3 separate regions of the Mus musculus genome follow, and all the other regions are linked to region 1. Evidence: chromatin loops called from intact Hi-C (ENCODE). Cell type or tissue: left cerebral cortex. All regions are shown on one strand.

Region 1 (8,000 bases):
AATGTAGACAAGAACTGGAAGCAAGCCAGGGGTGGTGGCCTACACCTTTAATCCCAGTACCTGTGAAGCAGAGGCCGGCAGATCGCTTTAGTTCAAGGCCAGCATGATCTACAGAGCAAGTTCCAAGACAATCAGAGCTACACAGAGAAACACTGGGGGGGGGCGGGGGGGGGAGGCGCGCGGAAAACAAGGAAAGTGGTGAAAACAAACTGCATAGGACAGTATAATGGTATAATGGCTGATGGGAGGGTAGGATAAGTTACAGCAAGCAGCACATTGATCTTTTGAGTATTTTGAGACTGGGTCTTATTATGTAGCCCTGGCTAGACTGGAGCTCAATGTAGGCCAGGCTGACCTCAAACCCACACCACCTGCCTCTGTCTCTCAAATGCTGGAATTAGAGGCATGTGCCACCACACCTGACCTATGACAGCATTTTTTTTTTACTAGTTTTAATGTGTATGCACACAGGTGGAGGTCAGAGGAGCACCTGCAGGAATCTGTTCCCTCCCTCTACTGTGTGAGTCCTGGACATCATGTTCTGATGTCACATTCAGTGTCACATGCCTTTACCCATTGAGCCATCTCGCTGGTCCTTATTTTATCTTATTTTAAAGATAGATTTATTTTATGTATGCGAGTGTTCTGCATATATGCTTGTGCACCACGTGGGTCTGGTTCTCCCATGGAGATCAGAAGAGGGCATTAGATGCCCTTGAAAGTGAAATTGCAGATGACTGTCTGTGAGCTACCATATTGAGGCTGGGATCCAAACCCGGAGTACCAGTGCTCTTACCAGCTGAGATGTTCCTCCAGCACCTTCTCCTCTGCACTTATTTATCTTTTTGTAATAGAGCCTCACATATCCCAGGCAGCCTTGTGCTGCTGCTGCTGCTGCTGCTCCTCCTCCTCCTCCACTTCCCAAGTCCTGGGCTTATAGTCATGCACCCCTGTGCTTAAATCAGCATTTCAACTATGACACAGCCCTAAAGACAGAAGATCCTACAGAAGCACTACTTAAATCTATCTTAAAGTCTGAGAAGTGATTTTGTGTGTGTATGTGTGGGGGGTGTGTGTGTGTGAACATAAAATGAAGTTTGACTTTCTCCAACAGAAGGAAAATCTGTTTTGATTGCCTGCTTGGCCACTGAAGATTTTACAGTTTATCTGGTATACATTTTCCATAATTATAAATAGCCTGAATCTGTAGCCTCAAAGTTCTAGCAATATATATTTAAAGTAAAAGATTAAAACATGTTGAAAAAAATGTTGCACCAATGTTGGCAAGGATATGGAGAAGTTGGAAGCCCAGGGCATGGCTGATGGGAATGTAAATGGTGCGGAGTTTGAGAAGCAGTATGTTGGTTGGTTCCTCCAGAAACTGAGTAAGCACGGGGCTTATCTCTGGCTTCATCATTGTAAGAATTAAGGCTAGAGAGGTGGCTCTGCTTAAGAACTACTGCTGCTCTCACAGGGGACCTGAGTTCAATTCTCAGCACCCACATCAGTCAACTCACACTACCAGTAACCCAGCTCAAAAGGGATCCAACACTTCTAACCTCCCAGGGTACCTGCACACGGACACATACTTCCACCCCCCAACACACACACACACACCTACACTACACATAGTGAAAACTGATAAATCCTTTTTAAAAAGAAAACAGTGACTCTAATATGTGCACTCCAGTGTTCATAACATTACCTACAGTGACAGAAAGGTAGAAACCCACAGGTCCCTCCAGGAATAAGCTACAGTATATCCATATAAAGGAGTATTATTCACGCTTAAAGTGGAAAAAAAAAATCTGTTAGGTGATGAAGTGGCTGAACCAGACTTCACCCTAAGTGAAATAAGCTATAGTATGAGTTCAGGACCAGGGTGGGCTAGAAGACCTTGTCCCCAAAACACAAAACAAAATCTTTAGTGAAGAAAAGGAGGAGTAAAGATTTACAGTCCATATAAGGAGACTTGGATGAGTCGGGGTGGCACCTGTCATTCTGCTTGGGAAGCTGACACAGGAGACTGAGCTGGTGGCAGTTAGTCTGAACACGGACATTTCCCCCACCCCACCTCTCTCTCTCACACACACAGTGTTAAGGATTACATTCAGGGCTTCCCAGGTGTTAGGCAAGAACTCAAGCATCTAACCCCCTCTCTAGCCCTCTTCCCAGCCTTTAAATGTGATGGGTGTTTTGTATGCATGCATGAGCCAGGTCCATAAGCCAGGTCCTCTGCAAGAGCAGTCTGGGCTCTTAACCACTGAACTGTCTCTCCAACCTCACCCTTACTTCTTTTTTAGTTGTCTGAGGCAGGATTTCACTATGTAGACCAGTTTGGCCCTCCTGAGTGCTGCGATTCGAGGTGTGCACTATCACACCTGGCTCCTATTCCTGAGCTATTTTTCCTGTCTTTCCCATCTGGTGGGAAGAATGGCTTCCAGGAATTGAACTAGATCATCGGGGTTGCATGCAGACACTTAGCCTGGTGAGCTCTCTCTCCAGCCTGTGTTAGCCCAAGATGTTAAGAAATTTAACAAATGATATGTCACCTGAGTACCTTCTCTATTCAGATTCTCCAGTTATCCTCCAGATTTTACTATGTGGTATTTCCTCCCATTCAGGATCAGGGGTGTTTTCCTTATATTGGTTTTCTTTTTAATGCTGGTAGAAAAGGTAGAGAGTAGGGCTGGAGAGATGAAGGCTCAGCCGTTAAGGGTACTGGCTGCTCTTTTGGAGAAGTCCTTAATTTAGTCCCCAGCACCCAGATGGCAGCTACAACCATCTGTAACTAGTCCAATGGAATCCAGTGCCACCTTCTGGTGTGCAGACATGTATGCAGACAAAATACCCATACATACATAAATGAATAAACAAATCTTTTTTAAAAAGAAGAAGGGGGAGAAAGGAGGAGGCAGGAGAGCAGGCAGAGCCAGCTGTCATGGGAGAAGATTTATGTAATCAGTTTGTTTCCTCAGATTTAGGTACCTGTTAAACATTTGGAGAAACTCTCAGCCTTATGTGGCCACAAATAGCAGCCTCCTTGGGGATGTGCACAGCCTGTTCCCTACATGGGTTACCCTAAGAGACCTGGGAGACAATTTTCTGGTGGCTATTCATGTCTGATCTCAGTGTTTTCCCCAGGCTAGGCTCCACGGGTATGTGGGGTGCTTTTGGGAGGCCCCAGGGCACAGTGGCCAACGCATCATGTATATCCACAGCAAACTACAGGAGAGTGAACTTGTGGTCGAAGTCCTGCATGTAGCCAAGTTCAAGTTCCTTGACCACTAGAAGACCCAGATCTCAAAGACGTGGAGCTTCCTCGTGTTTAATGCAGGTGAATTTAAAGATACAGTAGCTGATGGCTGTGGAATGAAATAAATTCCCCATTGTGGTCCCCTAGATAAGTGGCAGTTCCTCCACTCCTGAAGGCCTCACTGGCCTGTCCAAACCTCATGTTCAGTAATAAATCCCACATCTTTCTTCGTGTGTGTGTGTGTGTGTGTGTGTGTGTACACGTGTGCGCCTGTGATGATCTTTTATAAGGTAATATGAGTGGTCTGCTCCTATCCCATCCCATCGGGAGGCACAAACAGCTTGTCTTATTTTGGGGGGATAAATGGTATGATTATGTGATCAGCATTGCATTGATTACCAGAGATCTCCACTCTACCAGAGCCCTGTAGTAACTAACCTGTGGAGAGTTTGTTTTGGCTTTTCTGAAGCAGTGGCTCACATGTCCAGGCTGGACTTAAACTTGGCTGTGCAATGGAATCTGTCTTTGAACTGGTGAACTTCCTGCCTCTACCTCCCAAGATTAGGATTACAGATGTGGGTACCAAACCCACATAAAGAAAAGAATTTGAGATCACATCTTACTCTTCAGCAAATGACATACAGTGGCATCTATTGATAGTCTTTGCCACATTATTTGCTACTAGTTGGGGAGTAATTTATTAACGTCATTCATTCTGCACACCTTTTTCTAAGACTCTAGCAAATTCAGACACAGTGAGAGTCACCTCGATTTCTGCATGGGAAACCTCCCATACCAGGAGCTTGTGGGCTGCTACCATGTAGCTAGTCTGGACTTCCATGCCCCCTAGTGGCAAAGTGTGGGCAAGTATCTAAATAAACCGAGGGAATGGGACTAGATGCTATTATGTGCTGTGTTGCCAATTCCAGGTGAAGCCTTAGAACTAGGATGTGACACCTCTGTGCTCTCTTTTTTCTTAACCTCGTGGCCACTTGGGTTTGTCCCTGAAGAGCACATGGCTACCATAGGTGAAGTTGACCACTGTTTTGATCAAGCTTAATGAGAACTTGACCATATTTACTCACTAGCTGCTCTGTGCCTGCATTCACACAGGGCAGAAGAGTAGCTTAGATAGAGGCTGTCCAGCAAAGCCTGCTTATAGTCTGCATGTTTACAGAAGTTAATGGGGACAGTGGTGTGGCTAGGTGGGTGACAATGCCCACCACCCAGCCTGACAATCTGAGTTGGAGCCCTGGGATCCACAGAGTGGAAGAAAGCATTGACGACGCCCCCCCCCCCACACACACACAAAATGAATATATAAAAGCTGGGTGTGGTGGTTCATGCAGAGTCCTGAGAATCTCCATGTCCACTGACATGCTCTCTGATGAGGTCTGAGAGCCGCACTGAGATACAATCAGAAGGCAGTGTGATGCTGTGTCTATTTAGCAGAACAATAGAACTAGATTCACCATTAGGGCCCCTGAGCTCACCAACCATATTTCTTGGATAAATTTACAGTAACCAGCATGTGCTTTTTCCTGTAGAGCAGGCCTTAAATCTAATCAGAAAGTGGCTGGTGACCCCGGGCATGCATGACACTCTTGTATCGTTGACGTATCTTGCCACACTGGTCATTATTGTAGCTCACAGGGCTCAGGGCTGGGTGAGAATGTTAATGACGACCCACCTTCACTCCCTTTGCAGCCTTCCTATCACCTGGTAATATAACAGCTAGCCAGTGAGGACTAGCATCCTGGTCAGTAACAGCTTGATTTCTCCATATCTATGGCCAAAGTGTGTGGTGTCTTCAGCAATAGTCTTACCATCAAGTTCTGATAGGCTACCAAGAACAGTGGGAATAGCCTATATTGTTTGGGGGTGGTCTCAGGACACCCCTGAAGGTATACCTCAAGGGAAAGCATCCCAAACCTGGCAATGGACTTTTTATTTGGTAACCTATGGCTTCTTATCCCCTGTGTAAACTCCAATTAAACTCTTTCATGATGATGTGATATTGTTGTTTTGCTTTGTTGTTTGTTTGTTTGTTTTGAGACAGAGTCTTACTTTGTAGCTCTGGCTAGCCTGAAATTCACTAAGTAGACCAGGTTGCTCTCACAGAGGTCTGCCCGCCTTTGCCTCCCAAGTGGTGGGATTAAAAGCATATGGCACCATGCCATGTCTAATATATATGCTTATCTAATTAAGAAGCTTATGGGCTGGAGAGATGGCTCAGCAGTTAAGAACACTGACTGCTCTTCCGAAGGTCCTGAGTTCAAATCCCAGCAACCACATGGTGGCTCACAATCATCCATAATGAGATCTGATGCCCTCTTCTGGGGTGTCTGAAGACAGCTACAGTGTACTTACATATAATAAATAAATAAATCCTTAAAAAAATAAGTTTATACCGGGCAGTTGTGGCGCACGCCTTTAGTCCCAGCACTTGGGAGGCAGAGGCAGGTGGATTTCTGAGTTCGAGGCCAGCCTGGTCTACAGAGTGAGTTCCCAGACAGCCAGGGCTATACAGAGAAACCCTGTCTCGAAACAAACAAACAAACAAAAAGTTTATAAAATAGTAGGCTTCCATGTGTCTTTTTCAAACATCCTTAGTGCTAGTTATCTCTCTCCCAATCACCTCCTCTGCACTACCCTCCCATTTCCCTCCCCAATGAAACTTCCCTCTCCATTATTCTTCCCTCCCCACCCATATCACCTTTAAGCTCAGTTATCTTGAGGACTGGTGGCTGAAATATTGTAAAAGCCAGAGGTTGGGGTGGACCAGAGAGAATCTATCTTCTGGTTATGACAAGACTTCTGCACTCTTGAACTCACAGCAGCTGTAGTTCCTGTACATGATGAAGTCAGTCAATACCAAGCATGGAGTGGGAAGTGACTTGAGGCCCCATCCCTCACTGAGGAGTCATTGTCAGCTGGTGGCTTCTGGGAGAATGAAAGCCAGGTTTCTATAATAGTGACTCCTGGTAGGTGTGAATGCACACACACAAATACACTCCACAAAGCACAAATTAGAACCAGTGAGCTATAAAAAGGGGGCCTTGAAGCAGGGAGGAAATAGGGCAGATTGACTGTAAAGGAATAGGCTCCTAAGTTTACCTCCACCACCATACTTGAAATGCACGTACCTTGAAAATGCCTAGCAAGGTTGTGGGAGCACACACTTCAAATCCCAGCACCAGGGAGGCAGGGGCAGAGGCAGAGGCAGATGGGTCTCTCGGAGTTCAAGGTCAATCTGGTCTACAGAGTAAGTTCCAGGACAGCCAGGGCTACACTGAGAAACCCTGTCTCAAACTCCCCCCCCCCACACACACACACCCCAAAAAGAAAGAAAATGTCTAATGCTGGAAACTGGGCGTGTTAAAACACATCTTTAATCCAAGTACTCAGAAGGCAGCAGGACCCCTATGAGTTCAAACAGCGGGTCTCTACATACTGAGTTCCAGGGCAGCCAGAGCTACACAGTGGGACCCAGCGGAAAGGAAAAAGAAAGTTGCCTTAGACAATGGAGCTCTTGTTTGGCAGTCAGAGGCCTCATCTGCCTCCCCAGGACTGGGGCTACTAGAACTGGGATTAAAAGTACACACCACCAGGCCCTGGCTAACACAACTTTCAAAACCTAACTCAGGAGAGCTGAGAAAAGACTGGTGGTGTCATTCATAATTAGCCCCTGCAGAGCCCGTGCTCTGCCCATCTGCCCACATAACACTGGTTCTTTGACAAGGCAGACCAGGCCCACAATCCTGGCAAAACCCTGCAGCTCCAAAGACGGTTCGGTTCTAAGTCTCCCTGCCTCCCTGGAGCTGAATCTCCAACACTGGCAGGATCCTAGCATTGCTTTGATGGCAGTCCCTTGGTATTGGTGAGTGCCCGCCTGGTGGTTTCACTCTGAAGTATGAATCTGTCTGTCCGTGAGTCACAGGAGTGTTCAGATCTCACCGTTTCCTAAAGCACTGGAAGTCAAATCTCACCTCACACCTGCATTCCTTCTCGGTGACGCTAGGGGACAGTCTGCATGTGGCAGAGGAGGGACTTTGCCCTTCACACAGCCTGGTTTTAAGGAACCTAAGGTCCAGTGAAAATATCCCCAGGGACATGTACAATGTGGAAAAGGACAAGCTCTTGGGGCCAGAGTATCACAGGCAGTCACGAGGCAGTGCCATCAAAGAGAGGCAAAACAAAGGTGACCATCAACTAAGCCTTAAAACACGAAGGGTGTCGTAGGCAGGCTGGGTGTGGTAAGAAGGGTGGTGTGGGTTAAGTGGTGAGCAAAGGGGACTTCTGTGCAAATGCTGTCAATGAGCAAAGCAGCCAACCTGGCCAGAGCTTCCCCTTACCCTTGCACCGAGGGCACTTACAATGCCAGAATTCCCTTGCCACCATCAGGAGTACTGAGGGGCTAATGGTGTTTGTCTCACAAATAGATCCCACTGCCCCCCTTTTTAAATTAATTTATTTATTATATGTAAGTACACTGTAGCTGTCTTCAGACACTCCAGAGGATGGCATCAGATTTCGTTACGAATGGCTGTGAGCCACCATGTGGTTGCTGGGATCTGAACTCAGCACCTTTGGAAGAGCAGTCAGCGCTCTTAACCACTGAGCCATCTCACCAGCCCCACTGTCCCCCTTTTTAAAGGGAGAGTTGCATGTAATTGAGAGGGGTCTTGAACCTGCCATGTAGCCAAATGAATCCCTTGTCCTCCTGCCTCTGTGTCTCATGAGT
Region 2 (8,000 bases), 130 kb before region 1:
ATAAATTTAGGTTAAGCAAAGTAATATCAAAGAATGATGTTCTTCTAGTAAAATTTCAATGAATGGAACTTACTTGACCAGAAAACTTTGGGAGATTATTACTGTTTAGGGGCTTTAACGTGTTTTTTTTTTCCCCTGGTTTTTAATTTGTATAAATTTTGCAGTCTTGGTATACTGAAAATAAAGCCTCTTTTTGGTCAAAATCAAGCTTAACTGATGAGTCTACTTTGTTTCGTATTACGAAACCTTGAGTTTTTGAAGCTTAACATGCCTTTTTGCTCCTTCTATTTTTTCCCATATCTTGTACCTTAGAAAGAGTTGTAGATGGCTCCTATCAATGGACCAGTGATAATTTAGACTCCGCCTTCTCCGCCTAAGTCCCGCCCACATCAAAACCACACCTCTCTCTTAGCCCCGCCTCCTGAAGATGTCGTCTCCGATATGACAGCAAATTCTCCACAATGCTATCCAATGGGACATACGAAAGGCGGGACCTATGTCAATCTTTTTTCCCCCATTTGTCCAATTATATATCTATTTGTACTCAGTTCCATCCCACTTAGTCTTCAACCCAAGGATTGGTTTCTCTGTTCTTTGTTCCTGGCTCGTGATTGGTTTTTTTCCTCATTCCGCCCCTCTCTTCTAGCTCTTGCAGGCGGGATTAGCACGCAGCTTCCTGCTCTTTCCAAAAATAAAAAAATAAAAAAAAAATAAAAGAAGAAAAAGAAAAGAGGAGAGAGGCGAAAGAAAAAAAAAAAAAGTCACGGAGATTTTTGATTTTTAATTGGCTTTCAGTCTTGTCGGTCAGGCCAAGATTTGCCTTTTTATTGGTCTGTCTGTCTGCCCATCCTGAACCGGGGGCGGGATTTCCCCAGGAGACCCACACCTGGTTGCCACTGGTCGACCAGTGCGCCTGTCTGAAGCTTCCGGCCAGGGATTGGAGGCGGACGCGGACAGGTGGGCGTGGATTGGCTAGGGCAGCCGGTCAGTGTGAGGCGGGGGCGGGGCCTCGGCGGCTGGTTGCGCGTGTCCGCCGCTGGCTCCGCTCTATCCGGCTTTGCTAGGGGAGGTGAGTCCGGCCGCGGCGGCACCGGCGGCTGAGAAGGCGGCGGCTGAAGAGAAAGCGGTCACGGCGGCTGTGGAGAAAGCGACCGTGGGCACGGAAGCCGGGTGGGGGGGAGGGGGGGAGACGGAGCAGCCTTGAGCCCTGCAGGGGCCGTCGCGCGGGGGACCCACCCGCTCTCCCCCCCAACCCTCCTCAGCACAAGCCGGCGGCGGCGGGGGCAGGAGTCAGCCTGCTTCCGACCGTCCCCCGCCCGCTTCCCGGGGCTCCTATTCTTTGGCCCCGGGACCCTAACCTCCTCCGGGGCGGTTCCCTGTGTCTGGGCGTCCGAGTACTGCCCACCGCTCTTTCATTCCCTCCCTGCACCTTCTTCCCTTCACTTTTGCCGGGGTTTTCTCTCTCCTCTTCTGTCCTGCCTGTCGCCTCTTCGCCTCACTCTCTTCCTCCAGCCTCCTTCCCTGGCTCATTCTGCCTAGGAAAGTTTGGTACATCTCCTCAGTCCCCCCAATCAGGTCAACCAGACTCGGAGTAGGGGGCGATGTAGGAAGGCCTGAGAGTTCGAGGGGAGGGAAGCTGGAAGCTGGTTTCCCTGATAATTTCCCCTCATCTTTTTTGATTTAGAGTGGTTGGAATTTTTTTTTAATTGTGTTTTTGAGGAGGTGGGAGGTGTTTAGAAAAGGATGTGGGAATGGAAGGGGTAGATGAGTCAACCCTCTTACAAGATTCCAAGGGTGGCGTGTTACCAGATCCTTTTCGTGTGCGGAGTTCAGGGGGTCGGGAGGTTTGGCCTTTATTCCCACATTCAAAGTTGGAACCTCCCCCCCATTAAGAATGGAGTTTTAGTATCCACTTGTGGCAGGAATCCTGGGGGGAAGGGGCCCTTTTCCCTTTTTCTTTTCCTTTTTTTTTTCTTCTTATTTTATGTTCTTAACTTTTATTTTGACAACCCATACCCTTCCACACACTCTCACCCCCAAATCGAACACCCAAGATTGTCAAACTTGTCTGGATTGACCGATGAAGACATAAAGCCAGTTCCGCTCTATGTTTTTTGAGGTGGAGTGAGTGGTTTTTCTTCATTTTTTTAAATGGCCAAATGACAGCTTGACCCAGTTTGCTTTCCAATCAAAGGGCATTTTTTTGAATGTCTCTTTGTGGCACAAGAGCCAACGCAAAAATGATGGCGGCTTACAATGGCGGTACATCTGCAGCTGCAGCAGGTCACCACCACCACCATCATCACCACCTTCCACACCTTCCTCCTCCTCACCTTCACCACCACCACCACCCTCAACACCACCTTCATCCGGGGTCGGCTGCTGCCGTACACCCAGTCCAGCAGCATACGTCTTCGGCAGCTGCGGCAGCCGCCGCAGCAGCTGCAGCCGCAGCCATGTTAAACCCTGGGCAACAACAGCCATATTTCCCATCCCCGGCACCGGGTCAGGCTCCTGGGCCAGCCGCAGCAGCCCCAGCTCAGGTACAGGCTGCTGCAGCTGCTACAGTTAAGGCGCACCATCATCAGCACTCGCATCATCCGCAACAGCAGCTGGACATTGAGCCGGATAGACCAATTGGATATGGAGCCTTTGGCGTTGTCTGGTGAGTATCAAAACCACAACTCCACATGGTTCTTACGGGGCAAGCCATGCTTCATTGGTTTTACTCCCATCTTGACCAAAGTAGAGCGAGCTTTTCCACTCAACTTGAGGGAGCCATCCTCCTGGATGACGATGAGGCCTAGTGCACTGGCACTCTAGGCCCGTGCTTTTTGAGTCATGTCAAATGGTAGTGGAGCATTTTCTCCAGAGTGACACAAGTTTGCAGACTGATGAACTTGCCTTCCAAGAACCTCACTCAGAGAGCTACTGAGTGTAAGATCAGCAGGTAAATGTGTGAAATACCTCCTACAAAGACCTTGGCCATCTCAAGTGTGGTAGTTTGGATTGGCTGCTCAATTACAGCAGGTGTCAACAGCTGACCCCCAGCTTGATTGCTTTATACTAGTCCTCAGCAGAATATATTTAATGCAGTCAACTTTCCTGCCCACTATATCTTTTCATACCTTGTTTTGTGATCTTGGCCCTGGGAAGAAAGGTAGGTTTCATTGTTAAACCCATTAAAAATCATCACTTGAGTAGTTTTATTTTAAACCATAAAGCTTAAGTTGGGAAGTCTGTAGCTTAGCCTTCTGATAAGAATGCATTAAATATAGCATCACACATGAGTAGCACAAATGAGGTTAGTAGACTGGAGCTACGCAGTGGCCCACATTCCATGTAATGTGTTGCTGACTATTGGCCAGCTGCTATGGTGGGAAGTGTACTTTTAACAAATGAAGCTGCTTGACTTTTGTTAATGGTCAGATATGTTTAAACGTCTAAAGATTTGTTAAATGCAACGTCTTTGTCAACTTGCCCTCCATAGGAAGATTGGTAGCTTATAGTGCATTTACTTCTATCCTATATAGAATGAGCTGAGCTTTTCTTTTTCTTAGTTTTTCCTCCCAAGGATTAACAATTCCAGGGTGGAGAGATGATTTCAGATTTTCAGTGTATGTAAACATAGATTCTTAATGTCCAGGGAAGTCCCCATCACAAAAAAGAAATCTTTAAAATTTGCCTATAAATAAATTCCTTTCTTTGTTTTGAAGGCTAAAATTCAGCTAGATATTATTTGTGTAATAGCTAGCTATCTGATTCCAGAAGTTAAAGTCTTGGCACCTAAGTGAGCTGATTCTTAATTCTCCTTAAAACGAAAACAGAACAACAAAAAACCCAACAACGTAGAGTTCAGTTTTTCTCAGCCAGCCTGCAAGGAGGTTATTGCTGCCTTCCTTCTTCTCCAGGGACTGTGGGATTGCTGGTGGGGAAGAGTGTAGCCATAATGGGTTCTTCTAAGTGACTGTTCGGGGACCTGACTATTCCTGCCTTCCTCTTCTCTTCCAGAGCACCTTCCCCAGGGAATTCACTAGGCACTTCCACTCCTTGCCTAACCCTTGAGGGTTTCCCAACTAGGCGGGGATGGGAGGAGAGCAGGAGAAAACTGGTTTCCTGCTTTAACTCTTGTCATTGTTTCACAAACTTTGAGTATCTGGATTTTTTTTTTTTTTTAAGATGGGGTTGTGTCCAATGCTGAAAACTTAAGGGATACAGAAAGGGAGCTTTTTTTTTTTTTTTTTTTTTTTTTTAGCATTCTCGAGTTCACTACCTTTCTGTCAAAAGGCCATGTGACTTGCAGAAGTTTTAACGTCAGTTTTATGGCAAGAGTAGAAAAAATGAAAAGGGAGTGCTCTAGCATCTCATCTGTCAGACCTCCTGGCAGTGGACATTAGGAATCGCTTGTATCTGAAAAATCCACCAGTGCTTGGTGGGAATCCTTTCTAGAAATTTGCAGACAGCCCCTTGAACCAGTAACTTTGACCATCTTCAATTGTTTCATATTTACTGAATACACTGTAAGTTCCTTGAGGGTACGACCTGTATAACAAAGTACTTGTTTTGTAACTTTTCGAGACAAAGTCTCAATCAATATATAACTGTTTCTGTTTGGCCTGGAGCTCAACTATGTAGCTCACTGGGCCTCGAGCTTGCCTCTGAGTGCTGGGAATGTAGAGATGTAGCACCATGTTTAGAAGAGGACAGTGTCCTCAACCTTCCTAAAGCTGCAGCCCTTTAACACAGTTCCTCAGGTTGTGGTGACCCCCAACCATAAAGTTACCATCGATGCTACTTCGAAACTGTAATTTTGCTACTATTATGAATCATAATGTAAATATCTGTGTTTACCGGTGGTCTTAGGTGATACTGTGAAAGGGTCTTTCAATCCTCTAGGGAGGCTCCACCCACAGGTTGAGAACCACTGGTCTAGAAGAACTTTTTTTTTTTTCCTCCAGTACCTAGGACAGTGCTATGGCATCTTACTGCTTTTTTGATGTTCTGCTTTGTTTTGGCGTAAACATAGGCATATATTTCTCTCAGTTCTCGAGAATAGAAATCCAAGATCTAGGTGTCGGTGGGCTTGAGTCCTTCTGAGCTTCTTTCCTTGGTTTTCGGATGGCTGCCATCTTGCAGTGTCTTCCAATTTTTTCTTTTTGATACGATTTCATTTCACAATCAGGCAGGAATGGTTTTTATCAGCTGTTTTAGGTGAAATACAATTTAGTTTGAAAAGGGAGAGGAGTACCAGGTGTGTTTTTAGTATGCAAATGCTTTTCTATTTTTATATTTACATATTGATGACTTGATGTCTGAATTGCTTCTTTGGAATTTAACTGCCTTGTGACCTAAGTTTGCTAAAACTAGAGATTTGATAACCACACCAGAATGAATTGCCAGTAGTGTGCTGAAATTCCAGGTGACGTTGTTTACCATTTAACCTAATAAAACATAGTTTTTCTTTTTAATTTAGAAAGTTCTTTTTATGTGTGAAACAATTATTTTTTAGAACGATTAAACAGGCCAGGCAGTGGTGGCACACGCCTTTAATCCAGCACTTGGGAGGCAGAGGCAGGTGGATTTCTGAGTTCGAGGACAGCTGGGGCTACACAGAGAAACCCTTTCTCAAAAAAACAAAAACCAAACAAACAAACTAAACTAAAAAAAAAGATTAAGCAAATCCTTCTAGTGATACATCATTTAAATCAAAACTATATGTAGTTATCTGGGCATCATATTCACTTAGATTCAGTCAGTTATTTTGGGAGTATTTTTTGGGCATAGTTTATATAAGGAATTGTATCTACTCCCTTCCTTTTCATGGACATGCACCTTGGGGTACTAACTAATGGCCAAAACGTGAATATAATTTTGAGGGTGACTAGTCTTCAATGCAGCCAGGGAGAAATATTCATAGAAATGATGCAGTATTTTACCATTCAGATTTATCACCGAACAACTTAGTACCTAACTCGATTTACCTTTCTGCTGAATTTTACTAGTAGAATAATTTACCAGTCTTGGACAGTTGTGTAAAATCGTGAGTTTCCCATTAGCTTGCTGGTAAAGATGGTGCTTTGACAGTTCAATTAAGGTTTCATTAACAACTGTCTGCTGTGTTTTATCTCAAAGTAAGAGTTCTTGCTTACCTGGTAATGTGAGCAGGGGTAGCCTGAAATGTATTCATTGTGAATGATCGATGTTGCTCATTGGTTCTTAAAACATCATATATAATTTGACCTGCATTATCAGATGTTGGGACTTTGTATTTTGCATTTGTGCCCATATGGACATTTCGTAATGCAAAAACAAAGTACAAACAATATTTCTATCTTTTGGTGAAGATAATATAAATGTATCCTTTTGTCCATAGTTCACCTTTGCTAGAGAAAAATACTGTGCTTTAAAAATGTGGCAACTTTGGAACAAAGTGCTTCAGGGTCTTATGAAGTATATAGTTTAAAGAATTGGAGTAAGCTGACAGCATGAGAAGAGTTTGAGGACTTCTAAGCCCAGTCAGTTTTTGACACTCTCAACATAAAATATAGATTGGATTAATGCTACATGCTGCCTTGATAAAGTGAGTCCAGGAAAGGCCTCCACTTTATAAAATTAATGTTTTAGCTTTTTACTTGTCTGATTAATTAAAAGATCAAAGATCCGTAGATGCATCCAGTCTGTTGTCTTTGTACTTCAAATAAAGTTGCAAAGCTTTGAATGTTTTTGCTTTAATACCCTTAGCAAGTTACTTTTATCTGTATTTCAAAACTTCAACATCTCTGTTGTGATACTTAGTGACTTATCACTGAGCTTTGTGATCTTGATAATTTTCTCTTTCAGTCCCTCATCTGTGAAATGGGGATCTTAGCTCTGATCTCAGAATTGGTACTGGGGTTAAATGAAGTGATCCTTATAAACTAATATAACTAGTATACAGTAAGTCCTCAGTGGATGCTATTGTAGTTACTGCTGGTTTAAAAAAAAAAAAAGAACAAAATGCTTTTGTTAATGTGCAGGAAGAATCTTCCTGTGTTGTCAGATTTACCGTATAAAATCAACATTCAAATTATTTTAGGAGGCATGACTTTAAATACCATAGAGTCACCTCCTCAATTGAATTTGTGCCAAGGAGATAATGAAGGTTAAATTTCAGAGCTGAGGGGAAGCTACTCTTCTGTTCTCTCAATTAAAACAACAACAAAACAGCTACTTTGGGTATAGTATAGCCAGTGTTCCACTCATCATCTGCGCTGTCATAGAAACTATTGTGGATTAACCGACTGGGAGGCATAAGTGAAGGTTGCCATCACTGTCTAAGGTGCTTGAGTGGAAATTCACTTGTGTTTAAAGGAAAAGTAAACTGCTAAAGATGATCTCTGTGAGGCGGGGGAAGTGTCTGTGAGTGGATGAGAAATTATTCAGTGTAAACTTTCATGCGTGGCAGAGATGTCTAACTTGTTCATCTTGTGAAAATTAGAGTGTGTTTTCTGTGGTCCTCTTACTCTGTAAATAAGAAATTAGGTGTTGGAAAATGGGGAACGCTTTCGGATGGTTGGGGAAGATCCTGGATTGAGTTACACCAGTAAGAGTAGTATACTAAAAGTGTATTTTGTTAGTAGCTTTTCCAGGTTAAGAGTCTGTAGTGTTTCTTTACTATCAGTCAAGATTAACAGGCACTGCTGGGTTCTGGGGGTGGGGTGGGGGAGGGGGTCTGCTTTGTGCAAAGAGCTTTGAAGAAGCAGAGCCTGCACCATAAAAAGGAAATGGTTGCTTTTCTAGATATAACAGAGCATCTGTGTGAAACTAGCAGTGTGGAAATTTATATTGTTGATTTCAACTACAAATAAATGTACCTTTAGAAACTACAGGTTCATGGTCATAAAGAAAAGTTAGAGGAGAAAAGTTGCACCGTCTAATATTACTGTACCTGTTTCTTGGTGATTGAGAGCGTGTAGCCTGTAACATTCAAAATGATTTTAGATTTCAACTCTGAAGATTAT
Region 3 (8,000 bases), 400 kb before region 1:
TCAGGGTGATTAAAATAAAATGTATTTTATATAAATATTTTTCATCAAGGAATTATACAGGAAAGGCCCAAGCCATCATTGGGAGTAGACAAAAGTATCTGTTTTCTTAAATATGAAGTATAAATATCTGTACATAGTGCAGCTAAGTATTAGAGCGGCGGCATGGTGCCTCCTGGTGGTCACCCAAAGTGCTTCAGTCAGGAGGTTGAGTTTTTCTCTGCTCTCAGCTCCAAGGAAGAGTGAGAGGCAAAGGAGGAGAAGGAGAAGGAGGGAGCTGGGGAGTGGAGAAGAAGGGAGGAAAGGGAGAGAGGGGAGGGAGGAGAGGAGAGAGATTTAGTAGTCCACAATAGTACAATACTACTTGGTAGGGTGGAGGAGGGGGGAATGACATGAGGGGCTTGGGGGGGATTGCATTTCGCTGTCTCCCCAAGCCCCTCACCATTATCTTTACTCAGTGCCAGAAGCTGGAACTCTGGGCTGTCAGAGCCTCGTGGCTTTGGGCTCCTCCAAGGCGCTGCCCTTTTTTGCCCCATAGGAAAAGACTGCACCGAAGATATCTTCATGATAACGTTTCTGGCTCTGTGAGGGGGAAACAAAGGTGACAGTGTCACCCTGCTGGCCCAGCCACCTCTCAGTTATCATGTTTAGGCTTGGACAAAACCCTAGGGCTGCCACAGCTTCCTGGTGACACAGGCGCTCGCTAGCCCTGTGTCTACCCCCTTGTCTGGATTGCTGCCATTACACCCATGCTTGGTTTCTCCTCTGCCCATGTGTGGCCCACCTCAGCCTCTTCCCAGACTTCATGGATGGATGTCGGTCCCACTACCTGTCTAGTGCTCATCCCACATCGGATGTGAGCTTTGAGATCAGGATGTGCAGGGCAGGCAGTGTGTGCCTCCCATTCTTCAGGCCTTGAAATCAGCAGCAGGCTGAGGGCTCCGAGAGAAATCTTACAGCAGACACCTGTTGCTCTTTGTGGGTGCGCACGTGTGTACCAAATGTCTGGCCTTGGAATCTTTTTTTCCCTTGGTACTAGAAATCAAACCTGGGGCCTTTTATATACCAGGCTAGGCAAGGCCTAAGCTATACCCCTGGAACTAATTTTCTCTTTTTAAATTAAAATAAATAAAAAAGAAAGGATTTTATTTCCTGCCTCTGAGTGCTAGAGTTAAAGGTGTGCACATGCCTCCATGTCTGGCTACAGTTTTATTTTCAAGTGTGTGTGTGTGTGTGTGTGTGTGTATACATGTACCTGTATATGAGGGATCAGATCCCCTGGAGCTGATGTTACAGGTATGTCCTCTGCATTCTTGCAGCCTAAGGTAGCCCATACTGACTTGAACTTACAACTCTCCTGCCTCAGCTTCCCCAAAGCCTTAGGACTAACAGGTGTGCACTGCCTCTGCCCTTACAGCCCATTGTTAATGATGTCTAACATCCATGAACACATCTGGCAAGCTCTGAACACATTTTGGGAAGTACCCATGATACCCTTGCTGGTCATCACAGGTTTCAGAATAGTCCACACCCCAGGACCTTTGAACATGTTGCTGCCCCACAGAATAGTCTGGACCTCTGTCTCCAGTGTGCACAAAGCTTCTTCCTTCTTCAGGTATTTTTCTCAAATGTCACCTCCCGGGGACCCCTTCCCCAAACCTCATTAAACCACAAACACCCCAGCTCTGAGCTGCTGTTCTGCGTCTTACCCAAAGCAGTGCGCACCCTATGTGCTTGATTTGATCAACTCTGCCAGAATGTAAGCTACGTTTAGGTAGGTCTTTTGCTTTTGTACTTTCGAAATAGGATCTCATATAGCCCAGTCCAGCCTTGGACTGACTATGAAACCCAGGGACAATCTGAACTCTTGACCCCTGGGCCTCCACCTCCCCAGTGCTGGCGATACAGGTGTGCTCTGTGATCTATCGTGATATTGACAACATTTTCACCTGTTTTGTTGACTGCTTCTTACCTCTAACACATAGTAGATGTTTAATATAAATGGGGAGCATAACTTCGAGCCTTAAAGGCAGGTTTAGGAACCAGAGAGACAGAGAGAGGGAAAAGGAGAGAGGGGCCATGTGTCTGGGCTCTCACATTCGCTGTTAGGGCACCAGGGCCCCTTCCATCTGCAAAATGATGGAACAGTCATTCTTCCGTCATAAAGCCCTTGGAAGGGCAGAAGGAAAGGTCACCACGGGGCAATCATTGGTGAGCACCTGGCACAAGGCAGACCCTGCTACCAAGAGTCCTTCCTGTGAGAAATGAGGGCACCTAGCCAGCAACCTATTGTAAATAAGTGTCTGTCCCCCATAGGCAGTAGGGGACAGTCCACAGCCCTGTTATGCTCAATGGGCATTTAGGCAGGAGTGTGGGGAGCAGAGACTGCTGCTTTCATCCCAGATATAGAGAAATGGAACACACTGGCCTGATTTCTCAGCTAGCTGGCAACCACTATGGCATGGAAAGACCAGGCTTGAGGAGCCCAGCCGGCCCCAGGTTTCTGCAGTGGTGCCGAGGATCTCAGGGCACACACCTCCCCCACCCCAGTTCTGCATCCCTGGTCCTAGTTCCAAAGGCTTGTGACCTTGGTCTACTCCCCTCTGGAGGGTCCCACCCCAGCTCCCATACCTTGAGCTGGAAGAAATAGTCTTCCACCTGCTCCTCGCTCAAGTTCAGCTTGGTGGCCACCAGCTTCTTCAATGTGGTAGCCACATCCCGAGCCATGCGCACATCTCCGCAAATGTAGAGGTGGCCCTGCTCCCCGTGGAGCACGCTGAGTACCTCATTGGCCAGCTGCTTTTGCAGGATGTCCTGAACGTAGACCTAAAAGCAGAGGACACGGTGGGACCAGCCCTGGATGCTGGTGTCACTGTGGTCAGGCACACTGGCCATGGGGAGGGGAAGAGGGCCATTGAGGGCTTCAGTCAGGACCTCAGCTCAGGATAGACAAGTATCCTGTCCTCCTGGCCAATGGAACCCGTAAAGCTTCCCTCAGGTCACCATACTTTAGAGACATCAAGTTTATAGCTCTGCCCAGGGCTGTGAGATCTGCCTGTCTACACCCCGGAAAGAGGGGGCTTCCCAGTATGTATTAGCCCCAGCTCTGATTTGTAGCTCAGGTATAGGCTCCTAGGCTTTCCATTTATAAAGAAGGTCCTGCAGTCAGTCAGGAGTCTGTTTGTTTTTGTTTTTCATCTAAGATGACCAGTGGTCCAGCTTTAGGATGCAAATGGGGTCTTCAGGGAATGTTCACATGGTCCTGAATGGAAAGTGTGTAGGCACTGTTCATGCCCCTGGAGCAGAGTGCCAACCTGAGGGCCCTGGGGGGAATCAGCTCCACCTTCCAGTCTTACTGAACTAAGTGTAAAGCCAGCCCGGCCCAGCCCTGCGTCCCAGAGATGCTGGGCACCTGCAGGTGTTTGCACTGTGGAGATTAAACTACAGTGAGCTTGATGTTGTCATCGTGCTCTTCATCTCTCCCTGCCACTGTGCAACTGTCTTCACTGCAGGCTTGGAGTGGAAGGGCTGTATAGCCTGGGCAGGGGCCATCATGCGTGCTCTGCCAGCTTGCTGGGTGGCTGCACTTACCTTGGGTTTGCCGGGCAGCCGGGAGTAGCCTGTGTGCACCTGGAACAGCACTCTCTTGCGGACCATCTCCTGCATTTCTTCCTGATAGAGGTGGTCCTCCTCCGGGTGCCGGCACCCAAACACCAAGCTCATGCGGCCTCCTTTGAGCCCTTGAAGATCCAGAAGGTTGCAGTTACCACAACGGCCACCAGAGGGCAACCTGTGAGCACCAGGTACCCAATGGGTAGGTTTCTGATCTGGCATTATTCCCATTTTATAGCTAATGGTGGCACTCTTAAAAAACATGGTTCAGGAAAAAAAAGTATCAGTTCTGATTATGTCTACACATTGCTATTTCTTTTACTTGACATATTCTATTTTAATCTTACTTCTTCTTTTAAAATATTATTATAGCCAGTTCTTGGGAATTAGAAGCAGGAGGATTGATTTCCTGCAAATTTGAGGACAGCCTCCTCTGTATAGGGAATTTTCAGTTCATCCAGGGCTACAATAGCAAGACTTTGTCTCAAATATGTATAGGTGTGTGTGTGTGTAACATGCTAAGGACATTCTTTTAGTGGAATATCAGAAACTCGTGGCCTTCTTTTGTGAAAATCATCTCCCCTGACCCAGATGCTACATCAAATATAGGTGCAGAGGCCTCAGGCATCTTGAAGGTCAAACATTGCTAAGGGTTTCTTCCAGAAAAGCCTCATCTGGAGGATTCCAGACAGAGCTGTCCATCCTTCCCAGCTATTTCTCCAATGAAAAGAAAATGTCTTCATCTAAAGTCTGTTACTCTCATTCCCCCTTCACTCTGGGGACCCCTACACAGGCTTATTAATCTCTGTGTTATTAATGGATGGTCCAGCAAGGAGGCAAGCATTTAAAACCCAGCAAAATGGGCTGATGAGATGGCTCAGCAGGGAGAGGTGCTTGCCGTCGTGACTGACAAGCTGAATCTGATTCCTGGAAGAAGTAAAACAAGTTGACCTCTGACCTCCACATGCGTACCAGGACATACACACTCCTCTAGATACCTTAAAAATTAACAAGGAAACATGGAGACGTGGAGTGGGCAGAGCACAAACACTCCACATCTGTGTACCTGATTATGGGATATGGTGTAGTAATTTGATGTGCCTGTGTAATGATCAGGTCGGTCACAGTGACAGGCACACTCCCTATTGAGTAAGAGCTGTACCTTTGTGCTGGGAGTCATGGAGCCGCTGCTGCCAGAAACTTCGGAAGGGAGCAATGCCCGTACCAGGCCCAATGAGGATGCAAGGCTGGGAGGGGTCCTCAGGGAGCTGGAAGCCACTGACACTGCAGGAAGACAGAAGGAGAAAGACCCTGGTCTGCAGATATCCCAGGCTAGGAGCACATGCAGGATAGGGCTGGGGACCTAAGCGCCTGGCGGGGACCTGTGCACATCTTCATCTTCCCAGCCCAGGCAACGGCCTCTCTCCACACTGGGCCAGTCTCATTGGATCCCACCACAGGCATCACTGTATCTGTGTCATGGACTCCACGACACCTTGTAACCAGATGGCAAAACGAGGAGACAAAGAATTACCCCCTAAACCTTTATGGGCCGAGAGGAGACTCAGTCTTAGACCCTTCCCTTGCATTGCAGAATCCCCAGGGGCTAGGGGCTCCAAAGGGCCCCGAGTGGGTGCTTACCTTCGCACAAAGCAGGGCACTGGGTCCTGGGGCTTCAGGTTCCTGATCCAAGTGCTGCAGACACCATGGTGCAGGGGACCCTGACCATCTGCAAGGAAAACACAGGCCTGACTAACAAGCCCCGTGGGCTTCGTGCAACCCGGCTGGGTGTTCTTCCTGCAGTGTCAAGCCCCGTTGGGTGGCTGCTTCCTGAATGAGGAGTTACCTCTTCTCCCAGCTGTCTATACAGATCAGGGAAGGCAGTCAGGGGCCTGGTGAGCAACTGCGCCTTTGCCATTGTAGAAACTGAGTCACACAGAAGGCAACGGAGCAAGGGACTAAAGTCATGGTGGACTCAACTTCCTGCTCAGGTTCCTCAGTCTTACGCTAGAGCATCTCCCAAGTGCTTGTCTAGGGACCCTCCCAACATCCTTTCCCCACTAAGGCTCTGCCCACGCAGTGTGAAATGATCCCCAGGGCTGGCCATTGCTGAGTGTCCTCATGAAGGAGGCCTTTGCCAATAGGAACTCTGGGTGAGGGGTGGTCTTCCACGCCCCCTGTCTATTCTGGCATCTCCATCTTCCCCAGAAGCCTTTTCCTGGGCTTGTGGGTACCCCAGTGTCCTCTGGGTTACATTCACTTCCCCATGGCCTGACACATAAGGGAGGCCTTTAGCAACTGGAATAGTTGTTTGGTTCTGGTCTGCATGAACCAGCCTTGTCAGGGCTCACCCGCATCTCCTCTCTCATTCAATGGTGTGGTATGGTCAGTGAGGATGGACAGACACAGGCTCTGTGCAGTATTTACAAACTGCGCTCTTGGCCAAGGAGAGAGATCTCGGAGATGTGGACGCTTTCCAGCCCTTCCAGCTCAAACAGAGCTCAGTTACAGTGGTTAGAACAGGGAGGTCCATCCAGTGGAGGAACCAAGCCTAGAACACTTGACCTCCTAGTCTAGGGCAGCTTCACACACACCCCACTCCCTCCCTCGTGATACCGGGGGCCTCTGAGCACCCACACAAACATATGTCCAAGTATGTCCATGCCTGAACTCTTTTTTGACTTTCTGGCTGCTCTGTGAGGGCAGGGCCTGTCTGCAGTTTCCACACCCAGTGTGGCCCCTGGCATGGAGGTGAGACACGGCCATCACAGGATGGGAACACTGAGGGAATGAAAAAAATTGAGAAAATGTTCCCTGCATCCACCTGCATCATTAGGATGACCAAAAGTAACTGAGTTCCCTACGCATTCAAGGCTTTTCACGTCTGAGCCTATTCAACAGCCAGAGACTGTAACAATGGTCCAGTTCTTAGCTTCAGCAGGTAAACTCCCTGAATTTGTGTCTCTAGTTAATGACAGGTGTCTCTGAACAGGTGGGTTAACCTCTCCATGACTCTTTTCCTTCCTCGTAAAATTACACATGGAAGCCATCTCCTACAGGTCTGAATGGTAAACAAAGGAGCGAGCTTCCCTCCTGCTTTGTGACACTGTGCCCTACACAGCATCTTATATCACTGACAACTCTGGCAGGTGGCTGTCACTGCAGCATGTAGCTGACAAAGCCCCAAGGTATTGAACAGCTGTTGTGGTGACCAGTGTCGGCCATCAACTTGATACACCTGGGAAGAGGGACCCTCAATTGAGGGCTTGTCATCAGATAGGCCTATCGGCATGTCTGTGGGGTGCGTTCTTAACTGCTAATTGATGATGGAGAAGAGCATCGCCCACTGTGAGCAGTGCTGATCCTGGGCAGGTGGTGCTGAGCTGGTAAGGAAGGCAGCTGAGCAAGCCAGAGGGAGCCAATAAGCAACGTTCCTCTGTGGTTCCTGCCTTGGCTTCCTTTGGTGACAGTTGTAAACTTTAAGTTAAACCCCTAAATTGGATCTTGCCCTAAAGTGGTGGCAGTCAGTGTTGGTCACAGCAACAGAAAGCAATCGAGGACAGCTGTCCCTAGAAGGACAGGTGCAGATGACACCAGAGCCTGCCTGTCTCACCTCGGGTGCGGTAGGTGACCACGGCCACAGTGAGGTGAACCTCCGAGGGGGTGTGGTCCTGGGAGGAGCTGATGGAGTAGTAGCGGGGCTTCAAGATAGGGAGCTGCGACAGCAGGAAGGCAGCGGGCACATGCAAGGAAGGGAACTCTTCAAGCACCTCCAGGAACGTGGGGTTGTTGCTGAACTTCCAGTCATTGTACTCTGAGGGCTGAAAGGCAAGGGCAGTGTGAGGGATCGGAGGACCTGCCGTGCGTGCGCGCGTGCGTGTAGGAGCTGCGTGCGTGTAGGAGCTGCCCCACCCAGTATCCATTCATTCCTTCAACAAACGCAGCAAAAGACGGGCGCTATCCAGGGTGCTGAGGCTACTCCGGTGGACGGGAAGCAAGGACCTGGGGCAGCTAGTAGCATTTCTCAATTGTGCCTAGAACTCTACTATGAATAGAATTAAGATGACAGTGGGGCAGGATTGCAACCCCAACTAGTTAGAAGGCTGACGCAGGAGAATTCCAAGTTTAAGACCAGCAGGGGTTAGAGACCGAATTGAGAGCTAGCTTGGATAACTTAGTGGGACCCTGCCTCAGAATTAAAAGTCAGAGAAGAGAGAGTTTGTCTCAGTGGTAGAGCCTGGCATGTGTGCAGGTCTGAAGGAAAACACTAGTACCCACAAAACAAAGACAAAAATCAAAACACAGAAGCCTCCCAACATCAGCAACTCATGGGCAGGGCTCAGTGTCCTCTTTCTTTGGGGAGGATGTAGAGACATGGTCTTGCTACATAG

What was found. A loop is a pair of places that touch in the nucleus more often than their neighbours do. Peaks named below come from ENCODE experiments on the same cell type or tissue, not always from the same donor. Only the 100,000 strongest peaks of a DNase experiment are listed, where the experiment ranks them.
Region 2: a loop joins it to region 1, with 2.6 times the contacts of the local background. A loop is called at or near these places in 7 of 42 quality-filtered maps.
Region 3: it touches region 1 in a loop (3-fold over the local background); 12 of 42 quality-filtered maps call a loop at or near these places.

What each region holds. Positions count from the first base shown.
Region 1 is chr11:78,556,748-78,564,747 of GRCm38, reverse strand. It overlaps the pseudogene D11Bhm181e and the pseudogene Gm22947. Among named protein-coding and RNA genes, the nearest start is that of Tmem97, 10 kb to the right of the region's middle. In left cerebral cortex, CTCF peaks have their summits at 2,817 (motif pointing left), 4,093 (motif pointing left) and 7,274; DNase peaks (open chromatin) are centred at 1,261, 2,964, 4,101, 6,178 and 1 more place; H3K27ac peaks cover 963 bases.
Region 2 is chr11:78,690,474-78,698,473 of GRCm38, reverse strand. Nlk (nemo like kinase) reads left to right here and starts at 1,049. Exons shown (of 11, transcript NM_008702.3): 1 at 1,049-2,665. The coding sequence starts at 2,208. In left cerebral cortex, no CTCF peak of the experiment used is centred here; DNase peaks (open chromatin) are centred at 3,071, 3,310, 3,965, 7,403 and 4 more places; H3K4me3 peaks cover 7,205 bases; H3K27ac peaks cover 2,584 bases.
Region 3 is chr11:78,952,233-78,960,232 of GRCm38, reverse strand. It overlaps Nos2 (nitric oxide synthase 2, inducible), which reads right to left. Exons shown (of 27, transcript NM_010927.4): 22 at 7,223-7,430; 23 at 5,251-5,338; 24 at 4,772-4,893; 25 at 3,589-3,737; 26 at 2,629-2,823; 27 at 7-579. The coding sequence ends at 481. Among named protein-coding and RNA genes, the nearest start is that of Lgals9, 29 kb to the left of the region's middle. In left cerebral cortex, CTCF peaks have their summits at 170 (motif pointing left) and 3,772 (motif pointing right); DNase peaks (open chromatin) are centred at 165 and 3,767.